Linked DNA regions of Mus musculus: region 1 is linked to region 2. A link is a loop called in an ENCODE intact Hi-C map of the cell type or tissue named here. Cell type or tissue: gastrocnemius. All regions are shown on one strand. Links, peaks and the distances in the headings refer to the core of each region. The heading gives the core; the rest is flanking DNA.

Evidence for each region. A loop is a pair of places that touch in the nucleus more often than their neighbours do. Peaks named below come from ENCODE experiments on the same cell type or tissue, not always from the same donor. Only the 100,000 strongest peaks of a DNase experiment are listed, where the experiment ranks them.
Region 1: it touches region 2 in a loop (7-fold over the local background); 3 of 42 quality-filtered maps call a loop at or near these places.

Annotation. Positions count from the first base shown.
Region 1 is chr7:63,899,927-63,909,931 of GRCm38, forward strand. All of the region lies in intron 1 of Klf13 (Kruppel-like factor 13), which reads right to left. Gm27252 (predicted gene 27252) reads left to right here. Exons shown (of 4, transcript NR_166574.1): 4 at 1-611. Among named protein-coding and RNA genes, the nearest start is that of Gm27252, 8.5 kb to the left of the region's middle. In gastrocnemius, for the core only: no CTCF peak of the experiment used is centred there; no DNase peak of the experiment used is centred there; H3K4me3 peaks cover 2,801 bases; H3K27ac peaks cover 5,000 bases.
Region 2 is chr7:63,824,210-63,834,214 of GRCm38, forward strand. All of the region lies in intron 2 of Gm39023 (a long non-coding RNA gene), which reads right to left. It also overlaps the pseudogene Gm44720. Among named protein-coding and RNA genes, the nearest start is that of Gm39023, 23 kb to the right of the region's middle. In gastrocnemius, for the core only: no CTCF peak of the experiment used is centred there; no DNase peak of the experiment used is centred there.

The sequences.
Region 1 (10,005 bases), core at 2,783-7,782, 76 kb after region 2:
GCAGACAGAAGAAAAGACTGGAGAACAACTTAACCCAAGCCAAGCTCCCCAACTCCTTAAATAATCCATACGGCAACTAGAAAATGATCTAGTCATGAAGGGTTTGGCAAGATGGAACAGCAGGTAAAAGCGCTTACCACGCCAGCCTGACAACAAGAATCAGGTTCTTGGACCCCCCACATTCAAAGGAGAGCACAGAGGAAGCAGCCCCCACCCCCAGCTGTGTCACGAACGCTGCTGTGTGCATGCGTATATGCGTATACAGCACACAATAATAAAAAAAAAAATAGAAAATGAGACTCATGGGTGTTGTAACCTTAAAAACTAGACATTGGGGCTAGGAGAACAGCCCTGTGTGCCCCTTGCCTAGCACACGAAGTCCCAAGTTGCATTTCCAGCATGATAAAAAAGAAAAATAAAAATTAGACCTTAAATAGTCACATTTCAGCTGGAAATTGTAGCTTGTGTCTGGGATTCCAGCACTGTGGGGGTGGGAAGGCTGAGATTGCCCTCTGTTGAGGCCATCCTAGGCTATTATTTAGTGGATTTCAGGCCAAGCTGGGCTCATGTAAAACACTGTATCAGTAATAAAGGATAGTAATTTATCTGCACATCCCTGGCCAAGCCCCCATCCATGGAGCTTCATCTACATTCGAGTCTGTCCAACGCCTGTCCCTCACCAGCTCTTTCTGTCTATGTTTCTGTGTCCATGACTCTGTGGGTGCCTATGCCTGTGAGTGCAGGTACCACTGGTGGCCAGAAACTCAGATGCTGGTTGTATGCTGCCTAATGTGTGTTCTGGGAAACCAATGAAGGTCCCCTACTCTTAACCACTGAGCCAGCCAGCTAGCCACCTCTCCTGCCCAGCCAGCTCTCTTAACATGCCTGTCATTCAGAAGATTCTCTTAAAGCCATAGGAGGGTGGGAGGGGTAGCGCTGTATGAGAAACCCCAAAGCACAACAAAGTACAATTCCTAACAACAGGAGATGCTCCAAGTTGCAAGGCTCCAGGCTTTAGAGACCCTGGATCTCCCAGGAAGTAGTTCTGTTCAAGGGCATTCCTGTATAAAGGGCTTGAGGCAATCTAGGTCAGGTCGGATTTAAAAGGTGACAGGTGACCAGCACCCAACAGGAGAATATGAGCAGCATCAGGAGGAACTGCCTGTACCCCTCAAGACTCTCCCCTGAACCTGCCTGTGTGTATGGGCAGGTGCTGGCAGCCTGGAGGCCAAGTCCTACCTGCCGCCGTTACACACACCCCAAGATCCATCGAGGAAGGAGAGCTGGTATCAGCTCTCTGTATCCGATAGAGAGTGTCGGGCACCAGGTATGCAGCAGACTTCTGTGAAACAGTTTACTCCGGGACCAAAAAGAAAAAGGCAAAATGGGAGGGCAACAGGCACAAAGAGAAGAAGCCTGAGTACTTCCTCTGGCACAGTGGGCTAGGCTGTGATGTCTGGCACAGCACCGAGCCAGCAGCTGCTCCCGGGGATCTGTGGAGGAGATCCCCAGAGCATCACCTGCTGCTCTGTACACACAGGCCCTGTGCCTACCCGGGGATGAGGATGGAGGACGTTTCTCCTGTGCAAAAGAAGCTCCAGTGGCACCAAGGCCTCGCTCGGGGCTGGGTGGGGCATAGTGATGGGATGTGCCAGCTGCACTGTTGGCAGCTCTGCCCCACATCCCCAGGACCCTGTAAGCAGCCGAGAGAGACTCTGCACCTGTGGTAATCGCTGTGCCCTCCTCCTCTCTGCTCCTCTTGTCCACCCCGCCCCCACCCTGGGTGCCTCCTAGTTGCTTACGTTCTCGGTTATCCCACGCTAGCGGCAGGAGCCCACCAGAGAGGGGCAGCTTCATCTTCACATTTTGCCAGTTTGCCTGACTTGTCCAACCCAGAGACCTGAAGTGTGGGAGCCCATCGCAGATGGGGAGTCAAGGCCCATCAGAGTGCTGGGCCTCAAAGCTGGGATTTTGACTAGGAATGAATTTTCATATCCTTCCTTGCCACAGCCGTGCTGTCGATGATGCTGCTAGAGCTTGATGCCTGCACACTGGTGTTACAGGGGAAAAGAGAGATCCAGAGGAAACCAGTGCCCCCATCTGACCCACGGATGGGGGCTGAGCCAAGGCAGATCCAACCCTCAGCGCCCTGTCCCTTCAGGCTCTGTAAGAGAAGCTACTTCAGAACTGGGTTGTAGCAGTTGGCTAATACTTGATTTCAAAGTCAGCCTGCAAGCTAAAGGCAGCACCCCTGCAGAACAATCCCAGGTGCCAGTCACCAATGTTCTTGCTGCATCACACAACACCTAGCACCTGGGGGAGGCTGAAAGGGACTACCTCAAAGTCTTGAACAGTGATTACCTGACCTGCCCCAACTGATACAGAGGGTTTTGTGTTTTTGTTTTTTTTTGGGGGGGGGTGGTTTTTGGTTTTTCGAGACAGGGTTTCTCTGTATAGCCCTGGCTGTCCTGGAACTCACTTTGTAGACCAGACTGGCCTCAAACTCAGAAATCCGCCTGCCTCTGCCTCCCAAGTGCTGGGCTTAAAGGCGTGTGCCACCACCACCCAGCTGACTCAGAGGGTTCTAATTAACTGGGGAGAGGGAGGTCCCATGAAATTGCCAGCAGGATATAATGAAACAATTTATCCAGAGTTGATTTCATAAAGCAAACACATTGGAAATGTCTTTTTTTTTTTTTTTTTTTTTAAACCATGGGGCCAGATTATCTGACTTTTTATTTTAAAGAAAGAAAAGGGGGGGGGGTGTCATTTCTAGAACAGCTGCAGAGCGGTAGGGATCCCTGCTTCACACCTTCAAGGCCAGCCAGAGAATTTCTTACAGGATCACAGGCCCACTGACCCAACAGATGTCTCCAGTTACTGGCAATTTATACCAAGCATTTTCTGGGAAAACCATTGTGTTCAAAGGTCTAGTCTGAGAACAGGCTTTCCTGCAAAATTTCCATAGCCACAGGTATAGTCCCTTCAGTTCTGCCTGCAGCTGCTCACAAGTTTGGGAATTCTGCTCAGGAAGCCATTTAGGAGACAAGGCCAGTCCTAATTCCAGACCCAGCCCTGGCCACTGCTTCTACACAGGCCCTTCCTTCCTCCTTGAACCCTGTCTTGCCGCCTCCACCCTATTTCCTATGCCCTTTGCTACCGGGCCTGGAGCAGGACCCCAAGGGAGCTACAAGGAGCTAATCCAAGAGACACTCAGGAAAGAGAGCAAGGCAAGTGCTATACTCTATACATGCAGGATTACAAAGACCTTTCCACTGTAGCTTTGCAAGGGATTTTATCCCACATCTATCCCATGCTGCTGGTGATAAGGGAGGTTTGGTGACAGGACAACTCCCAGAGCTGGAACCCTGTCCCAAACCCTGTCCCTCTCCAGCAAGCTCTGGTTCAGGGTGGCGCTCCATGATCGGTGGCATCTACAGTTGCTTCATTCATCTGGAGGAAGGTTAGGATGAGGGTGTGTGTGTGGGAGGGGGTGGGGGGAGCACATGGAACTGTCTGATGTTTTCACAAGCAACAGACAGGGAGGTTTAAACACAGCTAAACTCCTGAAGCCATGTTTGGATGCAGGCAAACTGCATACTCTATGGAGTACCAAAGAATATGACTCTATAAGCACAGCAAAGAAGCATGGAATATTCTGGGGTAGATACAGTGTCTGACTGTCCTTTCTGAAACCCTTGTATTTTCAACTGAACTGGTTCAGGCAGTCATAAAGAGTATAACAATACACAAAGCCATGTACATACCTACCAGCATGCAAGCAAACACACACACACACACACACACACACACACACACTCTTTCTCAAAATCTCCCACCCCCAAACCATCCCCCCAACCTGACAAGGAAGTAGCACTAATTTGCACACGTTGTTTGCACATGTTGGCACACTTGCTTAGAGAGGTCAAATGGAGCACACGCCAGACATTTCATAACAGTGTTTCCCCTCCTTTTACTAAGGGTTACAAAACACATTTGAAATTTTCCGTTTCTCTGAACCCCTATAAAACGACAATAATCAACACTCTTGTTTTCTGTGGGGGGAATATGCAGCCATCACAGACAGGCTCTCTCAGGAGCTCCGCCCTATTACTACTGGAGATATATGCGACGGGAGAAATAGCCACTGTAAAAGCTTTCAGATGCAGAATGCTCTGTCAAAGCTCTTCTCCAGGCTATCAAGCTATGAGGGAGAGTGAGCTGAACCCAAAGAGCAGACATTTCCATCTCTTCCCACTCAATCCTTAGGTCGCAGAACTGCTTTCCAAAGGAACAACAACAGTGTGTCTATCTTCCTGGCTCCTCGTCCCCAAGCTGCAGAGAGCCACATGGGGGCCTGCTTTGTCATCCTGAACTGAAGGGACCATATCCCATTTCAGAAGCCAGCATCAACAGTCTCTGTCTGGGTATTACACAGAGAAATCATGTCTCAAAAAATCAGAAAGAAACAGAGTGTGTGTGTGTGTGTGTGGGGGGGGGGGGGGACGGGTGAAAGAGAGAGAGAGAGAGAGAACTTGCAGTCATCCGGCATATATAAACTGCTCTGAAGTTTCAACAATAAGCTCCCAGCTTCAACAATAGTCTGAGAAGGATGTTGAAGAGGATGGTCAACAGCTCACGGGTGCTCAGCATCTTCTGACCTTATGACTACAAATGAGAACAGGAGAGGACAGCACTCCACACGTTCATGGCAATGTTAGAATCAGAAAGTTGCCAGCACTGAGTGCTGCTGGACCAATTCACTCTCACACTAGGAGAGAGAAACAGCCACTGTGCAAAGTCTCCCACAGAGTCTTATGAATTTATACAACCTTATACACAACACCCTAACCCCACTCATAGGCCTTCACCAAGGTGAACTAAAAATAGATTTCATACTAAGACCTGTACACAAACCTTAAAACAGCTATTCGTAACTATCTCAAATGGAGGCATGGACTTTCTACAGATGGAGAGACAGATTTTGGTGTATCCACACAATGGAATATTATTCAATGGTTAAAAAGAAGCTCCTGACTCACAACAAAATGGATAAGTTATGAATGAACTTTGCTAAGGTGAAACAACCAGACATAAAAGGCTGCACTTCCCATGGCTCTATTTATATTTCATTCTGTAAATCACAGACCTATAGACAGAAATCCCACCAAGGACAGAGGGATGTGAGACTGGTTAGCGTCTATAAGGGGATGAACAGGGTGACTTCTATAGTGGTATAAGGACAGTAAGTAGATAAAGACTGCATTTGTCAGTTCTGGGGTTGGGGGTAACCTTAGTGCAGTCTCCATCTCAACCCAACACCATAACAACAACAACAACCACCACCACCCCAGCACTTGGAACTGTATTCACAAACAAGGCATTTCAGGCTACACAAATAAACACCAACCAGGAAGCTGGGGAATCCCAGGCTGGGACAGACTGAGTCACATGCCTTTGTGCAGGGTGGGACAGCAGCTGACCTAAGTTACTGGGAACACAGTGCTGTGACTGGAAACTCTTTAAGAGCAGGCAAAAGGACCTGCACTGTAGTCAGCAAAACATCAACTCTAAGCGTGGTCTAACAATCTACACCTGCCTCCCGGGTGCACTAAGGAAAGGGGACACAGGTAAGGCCACTGCTGGGGGGTAGATGTAGAGGGGTCACAGAAAGGGGCAGTCCACTGGGAGTCTAGTCCCAGAGGCTGGCCACAAATAAGAAGAGCTAGATATGGAAGGACAGAGAGATATGGTGTATTTCGTTAATGTGTTAAACAATGTAAATGTTACACACACACACACACACACACACACACACACACACACACAGCTCTACGCAGAGTGGCATAGTGGCAGCCACACCCCAGTCACAAGGAGCACACCCAGATCCTGGATTCTGATACCATTCTGCAGTGAGAGGAAACAGGGTCCTTTGGATTTGATCTGTGGGCTGGGACAGGAAAAGTCCGTAAGCCCGAGCATCATATAATGCCAGAAAGTCAGGAAACAGACAAAAATTCAAAAACGAAGGGGCATGTCAAAAGGACACAGGAACAGGCCTAAAGAGTCCCTGTCCAGGGCTGGGATATTTGAGTAACAACATAAATAGCACTAAATTCACATGAACTGGATTCCCCACAGGCATGAAATGGAAAGACTCTTCCTTTCTGCTGTGTTTACCTCCGAAAGCCACAAACCCAGTCCAACCATGAGAGAAAGAAAGATCAGACAGCTACAGGCTGAGGGACAGTCTACAGAATACTTAGCCTGTGTAGAATTGCTATTCTTGTTGCTGTGTCTAAGTACCTGACCAGAGATGTAAGGAAGACTTTATTCTGGGCTCAGGGTTTGGAGAACAACAGTTCATCGTGGCAGGAGGCAGGAGCACCGGGCAGCTGGTTACATTGCATTCTCGGGTAGCAGAACGATTAATGCTGGTGTGTGTCTGCTTTTTATATAGTCTGGGACCCCAGATCATCAGGTGGTATCACCCACACACATCAGGTAGGTCTTCCCAGAGAAGTGTCTCCTGGGTGATTCTAAATCCAGTTTGGTTGACAGTGAAATTGAACATCATAGCCAATACCCCTCAAAATTGTTGAAGGTCTACCTCTTTTTGACTTGGCATGGCTGCTGCACTAATGAGCTCACATCCTCTGACGTTACCTGCACAAGATCAAGCCTGTGCGCATTCTAGCATGGGCCAGGGAAGGGCTCACGAGCTCCTACCACCAGCTGACAAGCTATGTGGCAATTGATGGGTTTTGGCTGCTGTGGTGGTGGGACCACCATTTTTTAGGGTTGTGGCCACTGGTAAGTTGTATGTGCTCTGGTGGGTGAATGGCCCCATACCCATCTGCAGAAGGGCAGCATTAACTGGACTCATTGCCTTGTTTTTTTTTTTTTGTTTTTTTTGTTTTTTTTTTTTTTTAAAGAATAATAAGGATTAAAGAAAGACAAGCTGAAGGGGTAAGGGAAAATGTGAGAGGAGAGTTGGGGACCAAGAATCAATAGACACATGGTATGTGTGTATGAAATTGTCAAAGAATAAATAAAAGTGTTTATTAAAAAAAAAAAATGGTGCCGGGCGTGGTGGCGCACACCTTTAAGCACTTGGGAGGCAGAGGCAGGCAGATTTCTGAGTTCGAGGCCAGCCTGGTCTAAAGTGAGTTCCAGGATAGGCAGGGCTATACAGAGAAACCCTGTCTCGAAAAACCAAAAAAACCAAAAAAACAAAAACAAAAACAAAAACAAAAAAAACCCTGGCAACACTGGGCATGATGGCAGTGCTCGCCTTTAATCCCAGCACCCAGGAAGTAGAGGCAGGTGGACCTCAGTGAGCTGCAGGCCAGGCTGGTCTCCATAGCAAGTTCCAGCCAGGGCTATACGGAGAGTTGGGATGAATTGCTTCTCTTCTACCAGGCCCAGGAGTCTCAAAACAAAACAAAAACAAACAAAAACCAAAACCATGAAAAAACAAGTCAAATCTTAGATGGCAGGGGGGACCCAGGGAAACATGATCACCATAGTCCACTTAATGGATGACAGACAATGATGTCCTTTGCCTTCAGTGATCATAACAACGGTCACATGGCTCTACTTGGAGTAACAACGTATTACTGCTGACCTAGTGCAAATGGCTAAATCAGGTTCAATAGACAGAAAAAGATGAAGATGGATAAACTAATCTCTTCGGCTCCTCAACTACGTTAAGAGCAACCCACGGTGGTCACTTCTATCAAGCAGACACTTTCCTAATGAGTCGCTTCCCACCTGGAAGGTAGGCACACGAACCATCTGCAGTGGGTTGCAAACGCTACCACTAGCCCAGCAACCATTCTTCAGAGGGACGGACTTCAGTTTGAGAGGCTGGCTGTTCTTTGCAGACTGCCCTAGACCTGGCTTGGTGAACTGCTTCTAGGCGCATTTCCTTTAAAAAACGAAAAAGGCAGGGTATACTTCCTTCACTCTCCCTTTCTTCATGCCCTGGTTATGTTCCAATGCTTCTAATACAATAGGAGCAGATGTCATCGTGTCCCATGCTGTGACAATGGCCCAATCTGAATGCTGAAAAATTACTGCAGTGAAAAGTGGGAATGAGCTCAGACCTCTGGTCACCGTCTGTGGCTGTTACACCAGGCCTGGATTGTCCATGTAGGGACCTAGAACCAGAAGGAAGGAGTCCTGGGACCTGGGCCTGGTAGAAGAGAACCAATTCATCCCAACTGTCCTTTGACTACCAAGGGCATGCCTCCTCCCCCCCAATAAATAAACAGTTTGTTCATCATCTCTTTTCTAGCTCTCAGCTCTCCCTAGACCTCCCGTGTTAGACCTAAGGCCAACAGGAACTCTGGGTAAAGCTGATTTCTGATTTCCACAGACACAAATTAACAGACAAAGCAAGAGATAAAGGGCAAGGGTAACACTTAGAAGCTGGAGCTGAGACAACAGAGGCAGTGAAAGGGGGCACTCCTTACCCTATACAATGTACCCAACCCAGGGGATCAGAAGCCTCTGGCAGCTATAGGATTGAGAACATTATTAAAGGCAATGCAAACACAGGATCCCTCTCCTCATGGCTGCCTGCCCACCCTTCCCATACCTGCTACAGCAGAGACTAGCTAATGGAAGGCTTTGAACAGCAAGTCTTCTGGCTCAGGGTGTGGCAGTTTTCTCAACAGAGCCTGGGGAACAGCTCACAGGCTAGATGTAGCCACCCTAAAGTCCGCCCCCTCCCCAATTTGGTTCTGACTCCACCCCTACCCCCACCCCGCAGGGCAGCAGACTCCTCCCTCAGGCAAAGGCCTGAAGAAAATGGCCTAACAGACCTCTACCATCAGAGCAGCACCAGACACCGGAAAACTCAGCCCCTGGCCCTGTAGGTCAAAAGACAGTGGAGAGCAGGGGAAAAGAGTCAGGAATGAGAAACACACTTCCCAAGCTCCCACTACAATCCTGAGGCTGAGCACGGCAGGAGCGGAAGAGGAAGTGCACAAGAGCCGCAGAAGCCTGAGGCAATAAGCAATGGAAGAAAGTGGGTCAGAAATGAAAAGCCCGGTTAGCGTTAGAACAAATGCTGAAGGAAATTCAAAGAGAACAGCATATGGGACAAATGGATAAGGAGGGGAAAGAAGAAATGAAGGCCAATCCAAATAGTTTCAGTCCCTGGCAATGGAACTCCACCCCCACCCCAGGCTGGCCAGATAGCTCATGAAGCAAGTATGTAAGGATACCCTTCACAAGCCACGGGGGGGGGGGGGGGGGGGGGGGGGGGGGGGGGAAGCGGCGCACAGCAGGCATGCTCACAAATCTACCCCTCCCAGAATTGGAGTGATAGCTCAGTGGTTAAGAGCACACTCTGCTCTTATACAGGACCTGATGTCGATTCCTAGCACCCACACTTGGCAGCTCATAACTACCTGTAACTCCAGGTCTAGGGTATCAGACACCCGCCTGCAGACATCTGCACCCACATACACAAACCCACACAAACACGAACATAATTGAAAATGAGAGGGAGTGGGAGGACAATGCAAATTCTGTATGCACGTAGAAATTCTCAAGGACTGGAGAGATGGCTCAGTGGGTAAGAGCACTGACTGCTCTTCCAAAGGTCCTGAGTTCAATTCCCAGCCACCCACATAATGAGATCTGAAGCCCTCTTCTGGTGTGTCTGAATACAGCTATGGTGTACTTATGTATAATAAATAAATCTTTGGGCAGGAGCGAACAGGGAATGAGCAAGCGGGGCTAAACAGAGCGAGCAGAGGTCCTAAAATTCAATTCCCAACAACCACATGAAGGTTCACAACCATCTGTACAGCTACAGTGACTCATATACATAAAAAATAAATAAATCTTAAAAATAAGAAATTCTCAAAAAACTAAATTAAAAATAATAAAGATAAATCTTTAACAAAAAAAAGTATTTGGGCTGGAAAGATGGCTCAGTATTTCAAGTATTTTCAGAGAACCTGGATTAGGTTCCCAGCACTCACATGGCTC
Region 2 (10,005 bases), core at 2,814-7,813:
TCCTGAACTGCGGAGGCATTCACAGAACGATAGGAGGAGCTACACTTGAGCCTCAAGGCGAGGGCTGAAAGATCTATTGACCTTGGTGGAAGGAACAGGGAAGTTTTTGAATAAGAACAGATGTACTGTGTATATTTCAGCAATTGTTTCTGCTAGCTTGTGGCTTTTCTTCCCATGGTACAATGGGGTATAAAAAGGTTGTGAAAAATAAATGTGGAACTGTGGCAGCACGCACCGGCAGTCTTCCCAAGTCTATCTCTTGTCTCTATCTTTTTTCTATCTTTCCTATAAACATCCTCACTCCCCTCTCGGGGAATGTTCGACTTCCGGCACAGTCTGGCATGGGTTCCCTCTCATGGTTAGGCCGGTTTTCGGTTGGTTACAACCTCTGAGCCACCACTGTCCCCTCACATCTTGCAGGCAGGACAGGTTGTAGGTCGAAGTTTCACGGTTGGTTTGGTGTCCCAGTCCCACCATTGGGAGTGTTGCCTAGTTACAGATGATGACCAGTTCAGGCTCCATATCCTCGGCTACTAGGAGTCCTCCCTAGGATCACCCTCACAGGTTCCAGGAAGTCTCAACTGCATTTTATTTCATTTATATGAGTACACTGATTTATATCAGATCCCATTACAGATGGTTGTGAGCCACGATGTGGTTGCTGGGAATTGAACTCAAGACCTCTAGAACAGCAGCCAGTGCTCTTAACCTCTGAGCCATCTCTCCAGTCCCTCTTGGGGCATTTTAAATTAGGTATTTGTTTCATTGTTGCTACTTATGTATAGCAAATCTTTATATAGTATAGATATTTGTTGTGTCCGGCCAGCAGACCACAACCTGGGTTCTAGCCTGGAAAGGCATTTTGGAAACCTGAAAGAGAAGAGGGGCTAGGTGGCGAGAGAAAGAAATGTAGCCAAGACAGTTATTCTGATCAAAGCTCAAATTTTACTGTTGCGACACTCAGTTATGAAGGAAGGGGGAGGGGACCCGATTCCCGCCGAATAATCTCAGGTCCAGTAGAAAGGTGAGCACGTGTGTGGCTCCGAACAGCAAAGCGGCAGGTTCCAGCAGTGGGCGTGGCAGAACGAATGAGCAGGAAGCTCCACCCCTGAGCAAGCAGGTTTCAGGCTGGGGGAGGGGAGACTACAGATATTGACTCCTCAGATGTGCGGTTTGTAAATACTGTTTTCCAATTCATACACTGCCTTTTCACTGTTCATTGTTTTTTTTCGGTGTGCATAAATATCATACCTAAGAAATTATCACCAAACCCAATAACCCAATGTCATGGAACTTTAATCCATTTTCTTCTAGGGCCTTATGGTTTCAGGTCCTTTTTTTTCCTTTCATCTTGTGTGTGTGTGTGTGTGTGTGTGTGTGTGTGTGTGTGTGTGTGTGTGTTGTGTGTTGTGTGAGGGCACATGCATGCATAATGTATATGTGGCACACGTATGCACATGCATATGGAGACCAGGGGTTGATGACAGAAGTTATTTCCAACTCTTTACATTACTCATTGAGTCAGTACCTCTTAGTCAAACCCAGAGCTCACCAATAGAGCTATTCTTGCTAGCCAGCTAGCTGTGGGGATCCTCTATCCCTGCCTTCAGAGTCTGGAATAACAGGCAGATGATATACTCAAATAAATCTTTATCTTTATGGCCATTAATGTCTGTAGCAGTGCAAGGCTGTACAGTGGGAAAAGACAGCATCTTTGATGATGTGAGCTGGGAGAGCTGAATAGCCACATCCTGATTGACATATGATTCCTAGCTTACAGCATAGGGAAAAGCTGAAAGGGGTGAATGATCCGAATGTAAGATCTGGAGGGAGACGCTGGGGAGGCAGCTGTGGTTTAGAATTATTATTATTCTTTTATTTATTTTTATTATCTGTGTTTTGATTATTTATATTTGATTATTATTGATTTTATTTAGGATTATCTCCCTTTTCTTATCCTAACTACAGGTTTGCCAATTTTGTTGACTTTTCAAAAGTACGAGCTCAGCTTTATGTTTCTGTTGTTTTTCCTTCTGTATTCCATTTATTTCTGGTCGAATATTTTTTTCTTTATGCTATTTACCTTGGTATATATTTTTTGAAAGTTTTTGTTCTTTGACATATTTACCGATGCATTAAATACATCTTAATCATATCCACTCCTAATTCTCTCCTTCCAACTACCCCTGATCCCTTCTCTAATGTATCTTCCGTCTATCATCAATTTCTGTCTTTTGATCTATAAGGCACTGAGTCTAATCAATGATATCCACATCATATGTGCATGGCTGTGGGATTATCCACCCAGGCATAGGCAACCTTCCATTTGTCACCCCTCAAGGAAAACGGACTCTGTCACCTGCCACGGTCTTCAGTTATCAATAGTTCTTGGGCTAGAGATGGAGCCTCAGGAGCCCTGTTCACAACCATGCTGAAATTTTCAAGTAGCTTGGTCCGCCTCAGGTAACCACAGCTGCTGTGAGTTCATGTGTACAACAGCCAATGCCCCGTCCGGAGTACAGCATTTCGCAGTGCTCCTCCCCAGCCTGTGACGCGTCCTTCCCACCTCTCCTCTTGTGGTGTTCCTTGAGTCTCGGTAGAGGCAAGGCATATAGATGCTTCACCTAGGCGTGAGTATTCACAATCACTTCTGAACTCTCTGAAGCGCTTTACAGCTCTACAGTATAGAGTAACAAAAACGTATGAACCGAAACATAGATATTTGGTAGCATAAAGGCTGCACTGACTAAAGAGCCTATGATCAGACGATGAGTTCCCAGAAAGGCAACGTGATTTAGTCCACGTCTCAGGAGCACCAGGATATGTTCACATTCAAAACTGACAAGTTCAATAAGAGGGTTCAGAGCAAGAAAATCAATGCAAAACTTCATGATGGAGTCTGTCAAAGCTACAAAGAAGTTCTTGAATGGTGTATAAAGCATGGTAAATACAAATCACTATCAAAGCCTTAAAAATATATTAAGTGCTTACAAAAGACAATGAGAGATTTTGGCCACATGTGTAGGCCATGTGTGCCTTTGAGATTTGTGAAAAATGTGTAAAGATATCATCGTTCAGTTTAATAAAGAGCTTATCCACGTTCATTGCTGTTCCATTCACCATAACTAGGAAATGGAGTAAACAGATGTCCTTCAACCTACAAATGGATAATGAGAATGTGGAATGTGGTGCATGTATGCTATGGAATACCATTCAACTGTAAAGAAAAAAATGAGATCATGAACTTTGAAGGCAAATGGATGAAAATAGAGAAATTTGTATTAGCTATGTAACTCAGACACAGAAAGACAAACATCACTTGTTCTCTCTCACTGAAGGCTCTCATAACTCCAAATAAAATAATTAAATAAATAAATAAAATCCTGGAGTAATTACAGAAAAAGTAAAAACAGGCTATTGCTAGTGTAGGAGATAGGGGAGCAATAAAGACAAAAATAGCAGGATACGCCGGGTGGTGGTAGCGCACGCCTTTAGTCCCAGCACTTGGGAGGCAGAGGCAGGCAGATTTCTGAGTTCGAGGCCAGCCTGGTCTACAGAGTGAGTTCCAGGACAGCCAGGGCTAAACAGAGAAACCCTGTCTCAAAAACCAAACCCAGGAAAAAAAAAAAAAACAGGATACAAATAATCTAGTGAGGGAATAGGGAAGAAGGAGCTCTAAGGAGATGGAGTTAGAGAAATACAGAAGAAGGAGGGAGGGTAAAATAATACTATAATAATAATATCTCTTAAAAGTCATAAAGAAGCCGGGCGTGGTGGCGCACGCCTTTAATCCCAGCACTCTGGAAGCAGAGGCCAGAGGCAGGCGGATTTCTGAGTTCGGGGCCAGCCTGGTCTACAAAGTTAGCTCCAGGACAGTCAGGGCTATACAGAGAAACCCTGTCTCGAAAAACCAAAAAAAAAAAAAAAAAAAGTCATAAAGAGTAAGAACTACTTACATACAATCTATAATAGACACAGTCAGTATATAAACAAACATATGTAGTTTAAATGGATTTTTCTCATCTGAGTTCACAATGCTTCCTCTAAGAGCCAAAGCCCACCTAGAGAAACCCCTGACAACAGGTATGAGATGCCCCCTTTTTTGAGTTGTTGTCCAGGGTTGTCCAAGAGATTCCCAAAAAATACAGGCTACTGCCATTACCTTTGGTTGGCCCCAAGAGGAGGAAGATAAATCTCTATTGTTAAAGATATAATGCATTTTAGACACAGGGCCCAGAAGCACAGTAGTGGCACACGGACCTTGGCAGTAACCAACAGCTCTCTAGTTGGACTTAAGACCCACTCAACAAGAGGGAAACCATTCCTGGTACTGGAAACCTAGCAACTACACAGGGCTAGTGACATCGTGGATCTTGGAGAACGAACAACAGCCATCACTGTGCCACCATAATCCCTAACTAGACTCTAAATATTTGTCTTTATATCAACAAATAACTGTAGTTCTTACCCCTCAAGGAAACTTCTCTTTGCAACAGATAGAGACCATTACATGCAGAGTTGTGTAGCCCACTACCAATGAATACGTCTAGAAAAAAAGCCCAGCCCTTAATGTTCAGGAAACATTGCAGAGGGAAGGGCAGAAAAATCGTGGGAGCCAGACAACAAGGATTTAGGTTGAGGCTATTTCTCTTAGGAACTCAGAAGTTACTCCAATAAGGTTTCACAAGCATGGCTGCCTAAACATGACCTGAACAAGATCAAGAGAAATGGATAAAGGGAACAGGGAAAAGCCTACAAGGCCTTGACCCTACACAAAGAACTAGGGGCAACTAAGGAATGTTGTCAGTGGGAGAATCAATTCTTTCCTAAGTGCTTCGTTCTGAAGGGATAACTATAAGAGAAAGGGGAAGAATGGGGTGTTCAAGGTCTTTTGACTTTAGATGAATCTCAGTTCCTTAAGCCTGTGTATTGGCTTTTTGGGCTCATCTGGTTGCAGGACTATGAGGAGTTCATAGTCTTCAGTTAGGAAGAGCTGAGTAAGGGATTGTAGTCTTCCTGAAACAGATTAGAAAGGAATCTTAAAATACAAGGACCAAAACTTAAAGCTAGAACTATCATGATGAGAGGCCCCCAAAAGGAGGTTATTGATATTATCCATGTGCCCCATAACCTTGTTCATCTGGATGGAGGAGGGGCTGTATTCTGGCTCACAATTCTGTTTTTTTGGTTTTTTTCTTTAACTGTCTGGCATTCTCCCTCAGACATCTGATAAATTTGTGTAGGCGCATCATCCCTCCCCTCTCATAGCACAGACTCCTCCGTTTTCTGCCATAGTGAAATCTAATCTCTGTCTGTTTTATAGTACAGTGGCTGCCAGGGAGTCCAACTGACTATGGCGATTTTCAGTGCTGTTCTGTACCAGTGTCAGATCGGCCTTGATTTGTTGGGGAAAGTGGCTGTGTCGGACTTGGAGTCCAGTGGCCCTTCCTCCTCGACCACAGCTCTTGCCATGGTTACTCCTAACAGCAGTGGAAGTAATATTTCATCCCCTTTGTTCAGATAGGGGTGGGCTGGTGATTTATTTTCTTCCCACGGATGACTGTAAGATCTAGAGCTAAGTACACAACTTGGCACAGGGGGTAATTGATGGGGCAGCCGGACAAGAGGCCACTGGTATACAAAATAGGTGCCATCAGAAGCACTCTTTGAGTTGGAGATTAGCCTGGTGTGCAGTTGGGAGGTCGTACTCAGTTGGCTTATATAGGCAGGGCCCAGAGGCAGGCCTGGAGCGTGGTGTCATTGGTTGAAGGGATTTTTAGTTAAGCCTATGCCCCAAATACGTAATTTGTCTTGCTGTCAGGTAGACCCAACAGTCTTTCTAGATCAGGTTGTATTTTAGAGAGCATCTTGTGGCTACCATTTATGAAAGGCAGCATTTCAAAGAGGGGAGCATGAGGAACAAAAGGGCTGCTTGAGAATTGGCTGTCCTGTTTCTATCTGAAAGAGAGTTTTATTATTAGGGGAGGTGCCAAGACTTTCCATGGATCCAAGGTATGAACAGAGACAGAGATGTCTACAGCCTTCAGCTCCTGGCAGAGGGTAGCCTTTGTAAGGAGGTCATTTTGCAATTAGATAACCATTTGAGGCCAAAATTCCATTTCCCAGAGTTTATAAGCTTTTAAGCTTAATTATCCAAACTATTATTCCTTGCTTCCCCACCCCCGCTCTGATCTATGTCCCAGAGGATTATGGTTACTGATTTGATGTAATCATCGGATCGGAGCCCCAGACCAGCCACCAGGAACGGTGAAATTCTGCAGAAAGACTATAATAGCAGATTTCTACAGTGGACAACATCAGGCCTCAGGATCCTACTCTACATAGCTACAACGTGTTGATGACCAGTCAAGACAGGCTGTAGAGACCTGTACAGTTAAGTTCTGTGTTGCCAGTAAGTCATAACACTATCTGTAAGACACTAGCTGGTTTTTTTTTTTCCTCATCTGCTGTTAAGGTAGACATGAATTATATAATAAACACCCTGACATGTAAGAGACTAAACCTGGAAGAGTGTGATAAATCTTCTCCTGAGAACCCCAGTTTTCCCTCTTTGTGATCCATCTCAGTTATGGGGACTGGAACATGGATAAGGGTAGGAAGAGCATCTCCTGCTGCTACCTCCTTCAAGGGGAACATATGTCATAGGTGAGGATGGTGAAAGGACCAGGGTCTACAGGGAAGCTGGGAGGGCTGAGGATAGGATGGGGAAGGACAATTTCCTATAGTGGTAGATAGAGGGGAGATCAGCAGTCTGTATACGGGAAGTAAAAGAGGGGGGGATGAAGGGATGAGAGAGGTTGAGGGCAGAGGCACAGGAGCCAGATGGGGGTCTGTAGAGTGACCAAGGTAGAAAGTTATCTGCAGGGTCAAAATTGGAGGTTGGTGGAGTTTGAGTGGTTGGAGATGAGACTTTGGTGGATTAGGAAAATGTGTTAGGCAGAAGAAATGTTATATAGAAAGGGTTAGCCAGGCTGGAGAGATGGCTTAGTGGTTGTCTTAGTCAGGGTTTCTATTCCTGCACAAACATCATGACCAAGAAGCAAGTTGGGGAGGAAAGGGTTTATTTGGCTTACACTTTCATACTGCTGTTCATCACCAAGGAAGTCAGGACTGGAACTCAAGCAGGTCAGGGAGCAGGAGCTGATGCAGAGGCCATAGAGGGATGTTCTTTACTGGCTTGCCTCTCCTGGCTTGCTCAGCCTGCTCTCTTATAAAACCAAGACTACCAGCCCAGAGATGGTCCCACCCACAAGGGGCCTTTCCCCCTTGATCACTAATTGAGAAAATGCCTTACAGTTGGATCTCATGGAGGCATTTCCTCAACTGAAGCTCCTTTCTCTGTGGTAACTCCAGCTGTGTCAAGTTGACACAAAACTAGCCAGTACAATTGACCCCTTGTCAACTTGACACACAAACACATCACTAGTAAGCCTCAACCCTTAATTTCTTATTCATCCCCAAGATCTAAACAACTTTAAAAGTCCCACAGTCTTTACATATTAAAAGTCAATCCCTTTAAAATGTCCAATATCTTCTAAAATCCAAAGTCTTTTTACAATTAAAAATCTCTTAACTGTGGGCTCCACTAAAATAGTTTCTTCTTTCAAGTGGGAAAATATCAGAGCACAGTCACAATCAAAAGCAAAAGTCAATCTCTAACCATCCAATGTCTGAGATCCAACTCACAATCTTCTGGGCTCCTCCAAGGGCTTGGGTCACTTCTCCAGCCATGCCCTTTGTAGCACACATGTCGTCCTCTAGGCTCCAGATGCCTGGACTCCACTGCTGCTGCTGCTCTTGGTGGTCATCTCATGGTACTGGCATCTCCAAAACACTGCATGACCCCTTCAGTCCTGGGCCGTCAATTGCAACTGAGGCTGCACCTTCACCAATGCCTTCCATGGCCTCTCACAGTGCCAAGCCTCAGCTGCTCTGCGTGACCCCTTCATGCCTTCAAAACCAGTACCACCTGGGTGACCCTTACACATTACCAAGTCCCACTGCAACAGGAGTACAACCTTGGCTATCTCTGGAACACAGCTTCTTTGTGCTTTCAGAAAACACTTCCCAAAAGATGTCACCTCAATGATGCTGGTCTCTTCTTAATCACCGCTAATTTCTTAGCTCCAGCTAACCAGCATCAATAGTCCCAGTAATGCAAAGTTTTTGCTTTGGTAGTTCTGGTATCTTGTTAATCACAGCTGATTCTTCAGCCCCAGCTAACCAGAACTACAGAATCTTCACAATCAAAACAGCAATGGCCCTGAAAAGAGTCTTTAATTTTCCCTCTGAAATTTCACAAACCAGACCTCCATCTTCTGCAGTGTTCTCAATATTATCTTCCAAGCTCCTACACAACATCCGACAGAGCTCTTAACAACGGATGGATCTTCAAGCCCAAAGTTCCAAAGTCCTTCCACAGTCCTCCCCAAAACATGGTCAGGTTGTCACAGGAATATCCCACTCTGCTGGTACCAATTTGTCTTAGTCAGGGTTTCTATTCCTGCACAAACATCATGACCAAGAAGCAAGTTGGGGAGGAAAGGGTTTATTTGGCTTACACTTCCCCTTTGCTGTTCATCACCAAAGGAAGTCAGGACTGGAACTCAAGCAGGTCAGGGAGCAGGAGCTGATGCAGAGGCCATAGAGGGATGTTCTTTACTGGCTTGCCTCTCCTGGCTTGCTCAGCCTGCTCTCTTATAAAACCAAGACTACCAGCCCAGAGATGGTCCCACCCACAAGGGGCCTTTCCCCCTTGATCACTAGTTGAGAAAATGCCTTACAGTTGGATCTCATGGAGGCATTTCCTCAACTGAAGCTCCTTTCTCTGTGGTAACTCCAGCTGTGTCAAGTTGACACAAAACTAGCCAGTACAGTGATTAAGAACACAGACTGCTCTACCAGAGGCTCTGAGTTCAATTCCCAGCAACCACATGGTGGCTTGCAACCATCTGTAATGGGATCCGATGCCCTGTTCTGGTCACAGTGATCTTACATACATAAAATAAATAAATCTCTTTTTTTAAAAAAAAGAAAGGGTCAGCCAAAGAGCTTTGTACACAAAGGACTTTGGGCCACTTTCCATTCTGTTTTATGAAGCTACTTAAACCAGTTAAGATATTAGAATTAAAATTCTGAACTCTGGCCAACGGTTATCATTGTCCAGGGTATATCAAGGCTAGATTTGCATTGAAAGATGAAAGTGACTCACAAAGTTTCCATTCTCTTTGTTGGATCTCCTTTAAGTTATCCTGTAAAGAGACTTTTGGCTGAGATAGTTCCCAGGCAGGTGAGGGATCAAGGTTTTAAAAATGAGGGTCAGATCCAGCTTCCAAGGAATCCCTCACGTTTCAGATTGACCAAATGTGCCTAGAAAATAGGACAGGCATCCCCAGACTCATACCTTCCAGGAGTCAAGAGATTTCCCAGTCATTGGGAAATTCTGAGTTTTGGAGCCTGTGGGGGCCTGTGGAAAGTTCCTGGAACTTTTGAGAGAATCTCAAAATCGAGAACAACTCCTGTGAGGCCCAGAAGAAACTTAACCAGGGAGCCTCCTAGTTAGGTCCCATGAGTCACCCTGACCAACATTTGGCTTTATTGGATGCCTGACCAAATGGAAAACAGCCTCTTATTTGGAGGTCTGACTATGTCGAGATGAAGCTGAGAAAAGTGGGAGAAAAAGTCTTAGATTTTTCTCGAAGGAAGGGAGATGATTCAGACATTCCACTTAGGCCGAGAGCTCTTATTCCTGCACATTTACCAGTTGTGCGTCTCTGTTGATCGCTACATATTCTAAAATGTTTCTCCAAGAAAAGCTGACAGGTGCACTCACTGGCCAGGCATTCCAGGCCAGACTCCAAGGGATCAGTGTGGTAGGTTGGGCGGTTTATAGGTGAGCAGGTGAACACGTATTCTCCACGTATAATACTTTCTTTGAGATGTAAAATTAGTCTACTTAAGAACTTTATTCTTTCTTAAATGCAG